Linked DNA regions of Homo sapiens: region 2 is linked to region 1. Evidence: read pairs that join two places in POLR2A ChIA-PET (ENCODE). Cell type or tissue: PC-3. All regions are shown on one strand. Links, peaks and the distances in the headings refer to the core of each region. The heading gives the core; the rest is flanking DNA. Region 1 overlaps PMS1 (PMS1 homolog 1, mismatch repair system component). Region 2 overlaps NAB1 (NGFI-A binding protein 1).

The links. ChIA-PET counts read pairs that join two places held together with the same protein. Peaks named below come from ENCODE experiments on the same cell type or tissue, not always from the same donor. Only the 100,000 strongest peaks of a DNase experiment are listed, where the experiment ranks them.
Region 2: POLR2A ChIA-PET joins it to region 1 with 22 read pairs; 2 of 35 experiments call an interaction of 5 or more read pairs at or near these places.

Annotation. Positions count from the first base shown.
Region 1 is chr2:189,832,333-189,840,332 of GRCh38, reverse strand. All of the region lies in intron 5 of PMS1 (PMS1 homolog 1, mismatch repair system component), which reads right to left. Among named protein-coding and RNA genes, the nearest start is that of PMS1, 52 kb to the right of the region's middle. In PC-3, for the core only: no CTCF peak of the experiment used is centred there; a DNase peak (open chromatin) is centred at 3,482; H3K4me3 peaks cover 719 bases; H3K27ac peaks cover 1,674 bases.
Region 2 is chr2:190,661,273-190,669,984 of GRCh38, reverse strand. The region is part of intron 4 of NAB1 (NGFI-A binding protein 1); the gene reads right to left. Among named protein-coding and RNA genes, the nearest start is that of NAB1, 17 kb to the right of the region's middle. In PC-3, for the core only: no CTCF peak of the experiment used is centred there; a DNase peak (open chromatin) is centred at 864; H3K27ac peaks cover 1,077 bases.

The sequences.
Region 1 (8,000 bases), core at 1-8,000:
GGCAAACACTAAGTTATAACCGATCCAGCTGTTTCTGCACCTCACTTTGGTTTTCTGTCCATCACTTTCATTTTTTTTTGTCCAGAAATAACATCTGACCATGCAGCAGCCCTGGACTTGCTCTGAAATTACTCTGGCTCTGGGGGCTGCCTGATTTGTAAACTGTTATTTGCTCAAATAAACACTGTTAAATTTAGTTTATCTAAAGTTTTTCTTTTAACAAGTATATGAAATCAAAGTATAAAAATAAATTGTATACAATTTTAAATATAAGGTATAGGTTCAATGTGTATATTGCATTTCTAAACAAAATTATGGTGTGTTTTGTTAATTACATTTCAAGGCCAATGAAGTAGACTATTTAAATTTGGAATTGCTCCAGGAAATGGGATGTAGAGTCACCATAAGCATATTTTAATCCCTTAATTTCGTCTCATACTATAACATATTTTGGTTAAATAAAAAATTTTAAAGTAACTAATTTTGAGTTTGTTCAACAAATACATATTGAGCATCAATTTTGTTCCAGATTCCATACTAAAATCTGGGAATATAAAGATAAAAGGACAAGGTCCCAGCTCTAAAGGAGCTAAAAATATAAAAAGAAAGCAAAATCTTAAAATAATTATAATACATTATAAAAACTACTATTACATAGCACAGTGGGAGCATCATAGAAGAAACCTAAGTCAGTTGCACAGAGAAGCCACAAGTACAATCAGACTTGACAGGAGTTTGTCTCTAAGACAAATCACAAGAAGTGCATTCCTGACAAATAGGATAGTACATGCCAAATCATGAACATATAGAGAGAATGCCTTGCTAGAGATGAAACTAGACAGATAGGGGCTAAATCACGAATGACCTGGCACATCGTGCAAAGGGGTTTATAGTTTCCCTTACGTGCAATGTAGAGTCACTGGATAAATCTAATTGGGAAAATACCATGATCAGAGATAGATATTAGAAAAAGATCTTTGGCAAGAATGACTTAGTGAGAACTGAAACTATAGCAATATGATTTTTATAAAATGTGATCATAGGCCAGGTGTGGTGGCTCGTGCCTGTAATCCCAGCACTTTGGGAGGCCAAGGCGGGTGGATCACTTGAGGTCAGGAGTTCAAGACCAGCTGGCCAGCATGGTGAAACCCCATCTCTACTAAAAACAAAAAAATTATCCAGGCATGGTGGCGGGCACCCATAATCCTAGCTACTTGGGAGGCTAAGGCATGAGAATCACTTGAACCCAGGAGATGGAGGTTGCAGTGAGCTGAGATCGCGCTACTGCACTCCAATGTGGGCAACAGAGAGAGAGACTCTGTCTCAAAAAAAGAAAAAAAAAAGTGATTGTATTCCTCCAACTCAGAGACTCTCAGCTTTTACGAAAGACATGCAAAACTGAAAGTTCACATTCAAAAAATATTCCGATAGGTGACCTGAGGACTATGTGTAATTAATTCCTAATATACTAGCTATCATGCTACAGCTTTCTCTTCCTCTTGCAAAAGTTCGGTGGAATGCAAGTCAGTGAAACTGATGTTGACAGGATTATTCCCTTAGGTTTTTTTCGTTTGCTTTTTAAGATAAACCATTTGCAAACTTTGGTACTTTACTAGTATTAATATACTGCGGCTGAGAATTACTGGGCTGTGTTAACAGAACCAACACTCTGGTAGGAGGAAAAGAGAAAACGGACAGACTAAAGGGTACGAAATGGGCTTGATGACTGACTCCATGTGGAGAGGGAATAAAAAGAGAAGAATCAAGAATGCCTCCCAGATTTCTGACCTGGGAAACTGGAATGGTGGTAGTAACACTCAACAAGATAAGAAACTCAGAAGAGCAGGATTGGTGGCAGGAAGATGATGAGTTCAGCTTGTTCAGTGTTGAGTGTTGAGTCTCTGGTACCAAGAACAGTACCAGACACCTAGTAAGGCCCACTAAATACTAAATACTTTCGTTAAAGGAATGAGCAAATAAACACATTTTTTTTTCCCTAGGGAAAAGTAACCCCAGTAGAGTTGAAAACTAGCTCTTTGTTTTCAGAGATAAGGCTGCTAGTTGTCACACCACCATACCTGTTAAAATTACACTTTTTGTCTACTACTTGACCTAAGGAAATCCAAACCAATCTTTGCTTTTCTTTCCTCTTAACATAACAGTTTAAGGTATAATTCATATACTCTACAATTCACCCACTTTAGATTTATAATTCAATGGTTTTTATTATTCACAGAGCTGTGCAACCAACAGCATGATTTAATCTTTGAACAATTTTATCAGTCCAAAAAGAAAACCTATATCCATCATCAGTGACTCCTATCCCTTTTCAATCACTAATCTATCTTCTCTCTATATAAAATTTGCCCACTTAGGATGTTTCATATAAATGGAATCATACAATATATGGTCTTTGATTGGATTCTTTCACTTAGCATAACCTTTTCAAGTTTATTTATATCAGTACTTCATTCCTTTTAAATGGCTGAATAATATTCCATTGTAGATAATACATTTGAATTATCCTTTTATGAGTTAATGAGCATTTGAGTTGTTTCTACTTTTTGGCTATTATAACTGATGCTGCCATAAACATGCATGTTCATGTTTTTATGTTGGCATATGTTTTCATTTCTCTTGGGTATAGATCTATGAGTGGAACTGCTGGGCCACATGGTAGCTCCATGTTTTTTGAAGAACTGCCAGACTGTAATCTTTGCGTGCACATGCACTCTGGAAAGGCAAACTACTGGCTTCTGCTATTATGGCTCTAGTTTTAAGCCAGCCAACAGCTAATAATTTAAGGAACAATGTTCAAAATTAAAGGAAGTAAATAAGGTTCTGAATAATCTGCAATTACAGGAAATGAAATGTCCCCTGCTTCATACTTTCCACATCAGAAGTTCCTTATGACAAAGAATAGCTGAACCATAAAAACTTATTCACAAGGCTAAGGTGGGAGGATCACTTGAGGTCCGGAGTTCAATACCAGACTGGGCAACATAGTGTGACCCTGTTTCTATAAAAAAAAAATAAAAAATTAGCTGGGCATGGTGGCACATGCCTGTAGTCCCAGCTACTCAGGAGGCTGAGGTGGGAGTGGCTCACCCTGCACTCCAGCTTGGGTGACAGAGCAAGACCCCCTCCCTAAAAAGAAAAAAAAAAAAACACCAAACTTATTCACAAAAAGTGTACCTCTTTAAAGGAATGCTAACTCTCTGATATTGACATTTTTAAAATAAAGCATTCAAGGAAATATTTCAAAAAACTAATGTTTTAAAATTCCTGCACTGAATATAGCTAAAAAGCCTGCAGTGTTACTAATGTAAACATCATCTTGTTTATTTTAGTTTATATTAGATGCCTTAGATACAGATATAAATCTTAGCTGCTGATTAATGCAAGGATGCTATTTCACTGCCTGACCTGCTGAATAGTTAGTATACACAACCGTAAAAAGATCACTTCAGGAAATCGGTCCTAGAAAAAGCTGTGAAACATGAGAACTATGCAATGTGATTTCACTTTAAAGTAAACATGCTAGGAGTCTGGGAGCATTATTTCACACTAGGCAATTTTTATTGCATCAGATCGAGGGGCTAATTTAAGAGCATTTTCTAAACTAGTTACACTTGGGCTAGCAATAAATAATAGCGGTCTGCCAACAAGTAAAATCTTCTCATTGGGCAACTAAGATTCATTTTCAAAACAGGACCCATCACTAAAAAACTAAACTATAAAATGTGATGAATAAGAACTGGGAATACTGGGAATCCAGAATACAGTATTCAGTTTGCTTTCTCTACCGTTTCATCAATTCTATGTTATTTTCAAAAACAGAGATTTTCTTTTCACTTCCTGAAGGTTTTTGTAAATCTTGCCCTTAGGCCGAAAGCTTAACATGTGCTAAAAATACACACAAACCTCCATATGTTTTCTATCTAGGTCACACAAAGTTGGAGCACCTGGATGTGCCAACTAAGAATCTGACTCTAGTCAGTATGATGACAGTGCAAAAACACCTCAAAAATATATTATTACATGCACACCATCTTAGGTTTGAAGTTAGCCAAATATATCTTGCCCCTAATTCCTACCTCACTGACATACGCTACTTGAAGAAAATGAAGTTAGATGAGAATACTCGATATTTAATTAGTAAACCTCAATTGTTTGTAAAGGCAATTTGTGATAAAGAGAAATGTAGGCTGCACACAGATGATGCATAGTTAAGTGAATAGTACAATGCTAAAACTGCTTGAGCAAAGTCAACTCCTTCTAAATAAAGAGGATATATTATTGGCCTAGACTGCAGCCAAAATTCTTGCAAATTGTAGGCACAGATGTACTAAGCTCATATTTGGATTTTTTTTTTTCCACCAAACAAGAAGCAGCACCAATGAATTTTTTTTTTTTTTTTTTTTTTGAGACAGGCTAGAGTACAGTGGTGTGATCATAGTTGACAGCAGCCTCAGCCTCCTGGACTCAAGGATTCTCCTGCCTCAGCCTCCCGATTAGCTGGGACTACAGGTGCACACTACCACGCCCAGCTAATTTTTTTGTACGTTTTGAAGAGAAAGGGTTTCACCATGTTGCTTAGGCTGGTCTTGAACTCCTGGACTCAAGCGATCCTCCCACCTTGGGCTCCCAAAGTGCTGGGATTACAGGTGTGAGCCACCATACCCAGGCAAATTTCTTAAGTACCATAAGTTTACTTCTAAGATCTTACAAGTTACTATAAATAGATCTATATCTATTATTATTTACTCCTGCGTATGTACTTGCACTGACTCTGACTCCAAAAAGTACAGAGGCACAAACACAATATTTAAAAGGTTGTTTTATTTCCCACATTGGCAACACAGGAACAATATGAGCCACAGCAGCTTACCACTAAGACACTGCTAAATGTTTTGAATTCAGTATAAAATTATAGATTATTCCATCACAGTATCAATACTACTGTTAAAAGAACAAACCACATTCTACTGACATAATAAACATTAATATGAATTGATTATTGCTAAGCAGCCTCAAACTTTCAAAAATGATTGTCTTGGTAAAATTTATGCAGTATAAATGAGTTCTAAAATCTCTTACACTTATTTAATTTTATATTCTTTTCTTGAAAGAGAACATGCATAATTATTTTTCCTGAAGGTTGCAAAGAAATTAATAGACATTTTACCTAAAGAAGGGGCAGTTTATAGGAGCTAGGCAGATGAAAGATAAAGAAAAGAATAATTTTTTCATTCTACCTTTTCATACATTTTTGGGTTTTCAACCATGTAAAGGTATGATCTTTTAAAAAATTAAATAATAAGCTGGGCATGTTGGTTCAGGCCTGTAATCCCAGCACTTTGGGAGGCTGAGGCAGGAGTTCAAGACCAGCCTGGGCAACACAGTGAGACCCTGTCTCTACAAAAAATTAAAAAATTAGCCAGTTATGGTGGCATGCACCTGTGTTCCTTGCTACTCAGAAGGCTGAGGTAGGAGGATCACTTGAGCCCACGAGTTTGAGGCTGAAGTGAGCTATGATCATGCCTCTGCACTCAAGCCTGGGCAACAGAGTGAGACCCTGTCTCTAAAAATAAAATGAAATAGAATAAAACATTAATAAAAATGTAAAGGTATAAAGTTAATCTCTGCATAACTTTCAAAGGGATATTGTTGAGACTCATTTCTTTGCAGTCTTTAAAAACAAGAAAGATTATTTCCAATTCGTAATCAAATCTTATTTACATCGGAAATATTTTTCTTGCCTAGACCCTCTTCTCCATTCCTTGTGTAACTTGCCAGACAACGAGATCATTTTCCACATTCTTAACAACAATTAAACATAATTTAGTCCATCCTCCAACTGCAATGAGAATTATCTTATTTTGTTAGTCTCCTACTGAAATGTCTCATTTAGTTCCCTCTTGGTCACTTCAACAAGAAGTACACATTCCCATGTAAGATACACAAGGTCCTTCAGAATCTGGCTCCAAGCAAGCTTCGTAGCCTCATCTCATTTCTTAGACAAGCTTTCTCTGACCTCTGATGACTCCCTGACATTGCACATGCTGTTCTCCCTGCTTTGAATACCTCTGCCCACATAGTCTTTCCGAAGAACCAGTCTTAAGGCCACTTCCTCTAATAATCCTTTTTGACTCTAATCAGATTTTAAACAATATTCACATCAATAACAATAGCAATTAACCTCTACTGAGTACTTATGGAGCAGGCGCTGTGCTGTGAATGCTCTCATTTAAAAACCTTACTCTGTAAGGTAGGTACTATTATTCCATTTTAAAGAGACAAAGAAATTGAAGCCTAGACACGTAATGTAAGCCAGTTAGTGACAATATGTAAGGTCAGAACTGGAAACTATGCTCCAGAGTCTATTTTATTGATATGTAGTTAAGTAAGTTCTTCCTAAGGATGAAAGGAAGATTGTGGTGGTCTCTGAAAGTTCTATAATTTTTTCCTCAAAAGTAAAAATCTTGAAGATCTAAAGCACTTCCTATAACAAATAAAGGAAAAAAGATTAATTAAGAATTATTCTCATCCATCAAGACAAGTCTCCCACATAGTGCTGCTACAGGTATGGTTTCTTCCAGCAGGGAAGTAGGGGGGGTTCAGGTTTTTAAAAATAATCATATCATTATAACATTTAAAGTTTATAAGCAAAGCCTAATGAAAAAGTATCAGTTGGTATATATGAAATATTTAATTACCCAAATGAAAATGAATTTACTTCTTTTTTGTTTTTGAGACAGTCTCACTCTGTCACCAGGCTGGAGTGCAATGGCGTGATCTCAGCTCACTGCAATCTCTGCCTCCCAGGTTTAAGTAATTCTCCTGCCTCAGCCTCCTGAGTAGCTGGGACTACAGGCGCGTGCCACCATGCCCAGTTAATTTTTGTATTTTTAGTAGAGACGGGGTTTCACCATGTTGGCCAGGATGGTCTCTTGACCTCATGATCCACCTGCCTCGGCCTCACAAAGTGCTGGGATTACAGGTGTGAGCCACTGCACCCGGCCATAAATTTACTTCTTATATTAACTATATTTAAATAACTAATGGAAAGCAAATTTTGTTTCTTATACTAGCCAGCTCAAGCTTTAACTTAAATATAGGTCACTGCAACTACGAGAAAAGGTCAACACTATTCTATGAGAAGCAAATCAACAGTAAGTTTACTCAAATTTCACACAGAAAAGGAAGAAGAAAAAGAAGTTAATGTGTGTTTTTAGACATTGGGGATGAATTTTAAAAACGTACCTTTTAGAACTCTCTTGGCCCACTTACCACATTAAAATGTGTAACATTCTGTTTTCAAGAACAAAGCTGGCAGAGGGAGATGGTTGGTCTTGACACTAGTAATAATATTCAGGAGCTGTTCAATACAGTAGTATCCATTTTGTATTTTATTATTTAAAATACATAATAAAATGATTTAGGAATAGGAGACTACTATTTAAGTAACAAATATTTCAATAACTGGCCTTCTAAAGTTCACTACCTACCTTTCAAACAGCACTAAAGTTAGGTAAATACGACAATATTTGAAGCTCTCTTCTCTGCCTCTATATTATCTGTACTTCTTAATACTGTTTAAAGAAAACGTGACCAGGTGTGGTGGCTCACACGGTCAGGAGATCAAGACCATCCTGGTTAATACAGTGAAACCCGGTCTCTACTAAAAATACAAAAAATTAGCTGGGCATGGTGGCACGCGCCTGTAGTCCCAGCTACCCGGGAGGCTGAGGCAGGAGAATCGCTTGAACCCAGGAGGCGGAGGTTGCAATAAGCCGAGATTGTGCCACTGCATTCCAGCCTGGGCGACAGAGTGAGACTCCATCTCAATAAAAAAAAAAGAAAACCCTTCTGGTCAGCCTTGCTGATAAGTTCTTCAGTCTTTGAACCCTGAGGCAATTGCTCATTTCTAACATATTTGACTTTACAGAAAAGGTTACTCACAAATCAAGCTGCTATTGCTTTGTAACAACATAGCA
Region 2 (8,712 bases), core at 385-8,384, 830 kb before region 1:
TACAGGATTTGCTGACACCATTTCTCTAACCAAAAATGAATGTAGATGGTCTGACAGATTTTTTATGAACTGACATGAAAATTCTTAAAAAGGAATCAAGACCATATGATTTTAAACATTTATCAAATCACTTAGTAAAAAACAGAGTTATCATATACTAGGGCTATATTGGAAAATCAAGGTGTTGGACTAATCTCTAAGATCCATCTAATTCTACCACCCTTTCATAATTCAGTAATTATTAAATATTGCCAATATAGAGTTGCTAGTTGACCAAACACTTTGTACTAAAATTTTGTTACCCTAAACACAAAATCTGTAATTGTTTAACAAACTAGAAATTTTTTCACATAATTTTGTCAATAGATATAGGAAACTGTCAAGAGGTATATCAGACTTTTTTAATATGCAAAAGATGTACTTAGCCAAGGCATGATGATTAGCAAAAAGAAAATGGGACGTGATGGCAGACAGACCTGAGGAGAGTCCTGCTTCATCATTTACCAGCTGTGACTCTGGACATGCAAAACTTTTGAGAGGCTTGGTACTTGGTATTCTGAGAGGCAAAATGGGATAATATCACTATCCCAAAAGGCTCTAACAAGATGTAGATGAGGAGACACACCTGGCATAAGGTTGTGGTTAGTGTTAATTCTTGTTTTCTTTTCATAAGAAATCAGGTACGGCAGTACCCCCTTACCCACAGTTTTGCTGTCTGAGGTTTCAGTTACCTGTGGTCAACTGGGACCCAAAAATATTAAATGAAAAATTATACAAATAAACAATTCATAAGTTTTAAACTGTGTGCCATCTCACTCTGTCTCATCCAAGTGATGAATCATCCCTTTGTCCAGTGTATCTACACTGTCTATACTCCTGGCTGTCAGTCACTTGGTGGCCATCTCAGTCAACAGATGGACTCTTCTGATATCTCAGTGCTCATATTCCAGTTACCCTTATTTGACTCAACAATGGCCCCAAAGTGCAAGAGCAGTAATGCTGGCATATTGTTCTAATTGTCCTACTTTATTATTATTAATAGTTATTGTTGTTAATCTCTTGCTGTGCCTAATTTATAAGTTAAACTTTATCATAGGTATGCATGTATAGGGACGAACAGTATATATAAGGTTTGGTACCATTTGCAGTTTCAGGCATCCAACTGGGGGTCTTGGAATGTGTCCCTCACAGATAAGAGGGGACTACTGTAGTCACCCTTTCTCCCTACCCAGGCATCTCATCTTTATTTAGAATAATTTTTCTTACTTAAAATTTTTGAAAACAAAAATAAATAGCATGCAATCATTCCATCCAGAATGACAATATTCTAATATACATTATTCCAATATTTCAGTGTACATATAAACATTAAGTATATATGTACATACAAATTTGTAATCTACTTTTTTCAGTTACATATGCTATATTTTTCATTTCTACCGATGTATTAAGGCAGAGACGTGGCTTGTTTACATTAGCATCTGGCATGGGCTGGAAGTTCAATATATATCTGTTGACTGACGAATGAATTGAAAAATCCTTTATAATATCACTTTTACTACCCACACATACAATATTCCATTGTAGAAAACAACCATATATTATTTAAACTACCTTCACTCTGGACATCAAACTACCTCCAGTTTTCCATAGACTATTTAAAAAAAAGCTGCATAAGAGATTCTTAAATGTGTACCTTTGCACACATATCCAATTATTTCTTTGCAATAAATTCCTACAAATAGACCAGTTAGGTCACAGGGTATACTAAAATTTTAAGAAATTTATACATTCCACCTAACTACCCTCAGAAAAGTTTCTCTAAATCATAATGCTGTCAATAATTACATGATGAGTCCATTTCCTACAATCTTGACCAACACTAGTTATTATCTTTTTAAAACTTTACCAATTTTATATTTCTAAAACAGCATTTGGTTGTAATTTGCATCCCTTTGACTATGAAACTAAAGGTTTTTCTTACATCTTTGACTCATTACAATGTTTCATGTTCTTAGAACTTCAGGAATTCTTTATTAACAGCATTAACTCTTCATCATATGTAATGGGATTTTTTTTTAAGTTTGTCATTAGCCATACAGTTTCTATGCCTTGGGTGACAGGCAAAGAAAATCTCTTCCTACTCTAATAATATATAAATGTTCCATAATTTAGTCTAATCGTTTTACTTTTCCCACCTAAGTATTTAAACCATCTAGAATGTGTTATGGTACATGGTATGATATAGATATTTAACATCCTCCTCCCCAAATTTATAACTGTAATTTATATTAATTTGTTCTGAGACAATTAATTTGGCCACTGACAGCAAGTTATAATAATAAACCCAGGTCTCCTATTTTAAACCCATAGCTGAATATGAAAGCATAATTGAAGGAAGAATTTATTTTCAGCCTTCTCCACTCCTCCTAAAGAGTCATCAATAGATAAATTCCTCCCCTAAGTGCCTTTGAAAGGCACAATGTTATTGGAGTTAAAAGTGAAATGTATACTTTAAATAATGATATTCAAAATAAATCAGTTTCAGCATGGCAGTAGCTAAATGACCTTGAAGAGGATTCTCAAATAGCTTTTTATGTAGCGATTTATTTTTCATATTAATAAATCTAAATTACTAAGGAAACCTCTGATTTTCAGTAAGATGTTTTAACTGACAACATTTCAGAGGTACTAGCTTATGCACAAACACAGAAAATAACTTTTCAACATAAACTGAAAACAATATTCTAGTATTCCTTCTCTTACCTTTCCAGAAACCAAGAAAAATAAACATAATGCATTCATTGTCACTGAATTCAGGCTCCCACAAACCAAAAAAGTAGACTAAACTCCAGGCCCTCAGGGAACCTGGTAAAAAACTGAGGCTGGAGAAGTAACTCTAGCTCACCCCCAAGTTGTAATAAAAAGCTGATTCATGAAGCCTCTCCCTTAAAAACACGTGTTCTGTCAGAGTTACCTAGATTTCATGCTCCCTAGCTGCTAATAATGAACACATCAATAACTATCATGATATAATTACAAAAGAAAAATGAAAATATTCCCAAGCAGTTGGGAAAATATGAAAATATTCCCGTCACTTGCAGCAGCACTGTTAGCTTTTTCTGAATGCCAATACTCTAATTTTGTTAAAAGGATAAAGTAACAAGATATTCTCCCTTACTGGTTTACTTATTTCCTCCATTTCCTCTTTTTGTGGCCCAAAATACCAAAATTCCACCATATCTTTATGTGAAAGATTTCTTAAAGTTCGCTTCCTTTTTCTTTTTTTTTTGAGATGGAGTCTCACTCTGTCTCCCAGGCTGGAATGCAGTGGCGCAACCTCAGCGCCCCGGGTTCAAGCGATTCTCCTGTCTCAGCCTCCCAAGTTACTGGGACTACAGGCATGTGCCACCATGCCCAGCCAATTTTTTTGTATTTTTAGTACAGACGGGGTTTCATCATGTTGGCCAGGCTGGTCTCGAACTCCTGACCTCAAGCAATCCACCCACCTTGGCCTCCCAAAGTGCTGGGATTACAGGCGTGAGCCACCATGCCCGGCCTCTTAAAGTTAGCTATCTTTTATAACCGGACTTAAAAACTGGACTTACTACAGTTATCTTTATCCTTAAGAAGAGTGGTTTACTGATTCCTAAAAAAACTTTCTTTACAGGTTGTTAAAATTATAATCTCCAACAATTAAATGATTGTGACTTTAAGTACTGTTGGCACAAAAACACTGTGAACAACTGTGTGATAGGGAGGCTCAAAAGGCAATCAGGACTTTCATTTCCAGCACTGGGAGGGCTAGGTACCATTACTGGCCCCTCTCAGAAAAAAAAAACTAAAAATGTTAAATAAAATAGGGAGGGGATCATCTTTTAAATGCTCAATGAGCTGATGAGAATAAGGACATTGAGGCCAAAATTAATGAGTACAGTACCTCAAAGAAGTTTAAGTTAGGGACAGTCGCTAAACTTGATGAGCTTGAGTTTCAATCTTCATGGCCTCATGGGGTTGAGGAGAATGGGAAGGAAAAAAGAGGCAAAGCCCACAGCCCATCAGAATTGAAGAGTCTAAGATGCCTCCTCCATAAAGCTGAAACCTCACCACACACACCCAATGTAAGGCTGAATTAGAAATACGTCTGTACCCCCAGGAGAATGCAAAGAAAATTATCTGTCTTGAACCCTAGTAATGACTGGGAGAGAACAGAAGATACTCTCTTAAGATTTCATAACCCCCAATCAACCATAATTCACACTAAGTGGGCTGAGAATTTATTTTCATAGGGTCTTAGATTTGTAATGTCCCCAGATGCCCAGTAAAAAGAAAAAGCAAATAACCTCTAGGGAATTCACTTTCTTCCCGGGACTCCAAATGTTCTCACAGTTAAAGTTCCAAGAAATATGAATTCACATAAATCATAAAACATCAAAAGAAACAAGGCAACAAAAGTGAACACTAGTAGAAACAACAGACAGCAAAATCAGACCCTCAAAGACTTCATTTGAAGAAACAAAGGGATTTGAAAATACGACTAAAAAGCAGTACAGTAAAAATAACCACGAAACTTGAGAATCAGGAGAGGAGAATTGGACAGAAACAAGATTTTAAAAGTACACAATAAATAGCAGAATAACCACTAACTTTTTTTTTTTTTTTGAGATGGAGTCTTGCTCTGTCGCCCAGGCTGGAGTGCAGTGGCATGATCTTGGCTCACTGCAAGCTCCGCCTCCCAGGTTCACGCCATTCTCCTGCCTCAGCCTCCCGAGTAGCTAGGACTACAGGTGCCCGCCACCACGCCCCGCTAATTTACACAAAGGTATCTTTAATTACTAAGGGAAAACCACTAACATTATAGAATTTAATACCCCAAATAAATAGTAATTAAAAATGAGGGCAAAATAAAGATATTTTCCAGTAGGTAGGGAAGGACAGAGTTTGCCACCAGTAGGCCTTCATTAAGAAAATCCTAAAAGAGCTTTCGATAGAAGGAAGCTAATCCCAGATGATAAATCTGTACAGAAAGTATATCAGGGCTAGAGGGGAGATACAAATAAAATAATGGAAAAAAATCCAAAATATTAGTCATATAATAAATGTACATGGACCAAATATTCCAGTTAAAAAACAAAGCATGTCTGACTGGGTTCTTTAAAATCCAACTGATCAGTATTTATAAAAGATATATATAAAACATGGATTCAGAAAGGCTGAAAATAAAAGGATGATATAAAGATATAATAAGGAATAGACCAGGTGTGGTGGCTCACGTCTGTAATCCCAACACTTGGGGAGGCTGAAGCAGATAGATCGCTTGAGCCCAGGAGTTTGAGACCAGCCTGGGCAACGTGGAAACCCTGTCCCTACAAAAAAAAAAAAAAAAAAAAAAAAAAAAGGAAAGAAGAAAGAAAGAGAGGAAGAAAGGAAGGAAGGAAGGAAGGAAGGAAGGAAGGAAAAAAGAAAAGAAAGAAATTAGCTAGGTGTGGTGGCACATGCCTGTGGTCCCAGCTACCCAGGAGGCTGAGTGGGAGAATCACCTAAGCCTGGGAGGTCGAGGATACAGTAAGCTGTGATCTCACCACTGCATTCCAGCTAGGGTGACAAAGTGAACCCTGTCTCCAAAAAAAAAAAAGATATAAAGATGTAATAGGCAATGACTAACAAAAAGAGAGCTCATGTATTTATATCAACATTAAAGAAAATAGCTTTCTAAAGCAAAATACATTATTAAAGGTTAATAAGATTACTGCGTAATACAAAGAGAAACAGACAACACTACAATCAGTAAAATTTTAGTACACAACTCTTTTTACTGACAGAGCAAGCAGACAAAATAATAGTTAAGAATATAAGATTTGAATGACAGAATTAATAAGCTTGTTAGAACAGACACATATAGAACACTCTACTAACAACTGCTTAAGATATCGTTTCCAAACGTAAAAAACACAGACCACAAAATGAATCATAACTAAACTCTCAACAAATTTTAAAGGGTTGGCATCACACAAACCATGTTCTCTTGCCCTCAATGTAATTAAGTCAGAAATCATTAGGAAAAATAAGGAAAAAAAATTACTCATATTTGGAAATAAAGAAACACTTTTAAATAACACATGGTCAGAAATCATAAAAATAATTAAAATTGAAAAATAATAAAATAACCTCATAACAAAACTTTGGGAATAACACTGAATCAATACATAGTGAAAATTTATACTTTAATTGCTCATATTAGAAAAAGAATGACTAAAAATTAATGAACTAAGCACCCAAATTAAGTTAGATAAGAACAATAAAATAACTAAGAGAGGAGACAAATATATACACGTGTACAGCACAAGCAAGAATAGCAACTAAGCCCAGAGTGGCTTCTTCAAAAAGATCAGAGGTTGGCAAGCTTTTTCTGTAAAAGGCCAGAGAGTAAATATTTTAGGCTTTACGGGCCAAACAGCCTGTGTCACAACTACTTAACTCACCATTGTAGCTCAAAATCAGCCACAAACAGTACATAAATAAATAGGCCCAGCTGTGTGCCAATAAAAATTTATTTATAAAAACAGGAGGTGAGTGAGACTGGGCACACAGACCCTAGTTTGCAGATCTCTAAAAAAGAATAAAATTGGCAAACCTTTGGCAAGGTTGGTCAGGAGCTAAGGAGAGATAAGTGTACAATCAATATTAGGTCAATATTAGGTCTTAAAAAACTATAAATAACTTTACGCCACTAAGTTTGAAAACTCAGATGAAATGGATATTCTTAGAAAAATGTAACTTACCAAAATTGACTCAAGAAATAGACTACCATAATTCATTTTTAAAAATCATCAGAAGGAAAAGTCCAGCATTTCAAGTGTTAGATGCTGAAATCTATGAATTCTGAGATTGAGAGTTCAGAATAAAACAAGCTAACTTAATAATGTGACCACGTTTATGCGGTTCTCAGATTCAGCATTCCTCCTCTCTCAAAGGTGAAATTGCTGGCCTCCTCTGAAACACTCAGCCTTGACTTCTCAGCACTATAATGGAAACTGACCTAAGCTTGGCATCACTGTTTATTCTATAGGCCTGGGTCCTTATCTTGGTAACCTGCTCAGCACCCCAATTCCTGCAGAGTTTCTTCTGCTCAGCTTACAGTTACCCGCTGACTACATTCTCCTCTTCTCCTTCCTATCTTTCTAGAGCTCTTTGACTGGAAGCTGCTATCTGCTGACAAATATTCTGTAATGCCAAATTATCTACCTGCTTACATTTCTGAGTATTACAAGTTTCTACATTCTCTATTGCCTTGCTGTTCCCAAGTTTTAGTTGCTCTCTCCTCATCCATTCACTGATTTAACATTAGGGGTACACTGCTTGCCTAGTTTACCACCTACTATCTATTAACACCCCTTATGATAGATGCAACATTGCCTGCTGGCTTTTTTCTGATATCGCCTCTGGGTTTGTCCCTTGGCACCTGCCGAACACCAGCAAGGTGTGTGGTTCTAAGCTTCAGCCCTCACTCTCTTCACAATCTGACACCTATAAAACAGACTGTACTTAGCCAGGCTGTAGGACTATTGCTGATTCTTTAGCTTAAAAAAAAAAAAAAGAGGGGCTTAACAATAAGTCATTCCATAATTCTTTACGGTGTACATTTGGAAACAAATTATGTTATTATAAATATATAAACAAATATTTTCTTCTTCTTACAAGAAAAATAATCTTATGTACTTGAACAGTTGAAAAAAACTTACAGGTATAGATAGCTTCCTGAATTTCATCCACCAGTGACCTACATACAGCTCTATGTCTTGAAAGATTAAGAGAACAGTATCCACACAATTTATATGAAGAAAATCCTCAGAACAGTGAGATTAAGCCAACAATGAATTAAGAGTAAGTCATGTATTCCTTATGTGGAAATTGAGTACAAACTAGCAACATTCTTTAATCTCAGGAACTTAGAACTAAAAAAACTTCTGCTAATTTTAAATAATCAGGAGAAAAAATACAAAATTCTCATAATACCTAAAAGATATACCTAATAGTACCTTCTTTCAATTCCCCCAGGATTCTGTAATTTCTTCCAAGATCTTGGATAGTTACTAGTTTTAAGAAAGCTTCCTGATTCACAAACATTTATCCTAAACTATATTATTGGACCAGATTCACATACTGGAGTACAAGTAACAAGAAGGCCTAAGTTAAGTTTCAAAAACACAAGCCACAACTTCCAAAGCCCCCACCCCCACATTTCAGCCTACTGGCATTCATTTTGAGTATTTCCTTATTTTGTGAAATTCATGGTCTCATCACTTAAATATCATATGTACCTACTTATCTAAAGAGGCAAAGAGCCCCTTAGCAAAAGCTAAGTGTAAAATAATTCTTTTTACATTTTTTAAAAGTAGGGTATGATTTTTTTTTAAGTCAGGTTAACTAGGTTTGTTAATCTTTTAGAAATACTTTTACTTTGATAAAAAACACATGTATTTCGACTCAACTTTGTATTTCATCTGCTATGTTTTAAAAATTATAAGAAAACTAGGTTAAAGCATGAAACTAAAATTGCCAACACATTTTGCCTTTTGTTTTTCTACTAATGACAGCCATATAGCCCTTTTAGTGGATTCCTCTACTGGTTCAAAGGATACTCCCAAAATAGATCAAGTCACAGGCTGGCTATGACTTAAGTAATTCTGCTAACCAATTATCTGATCTCAA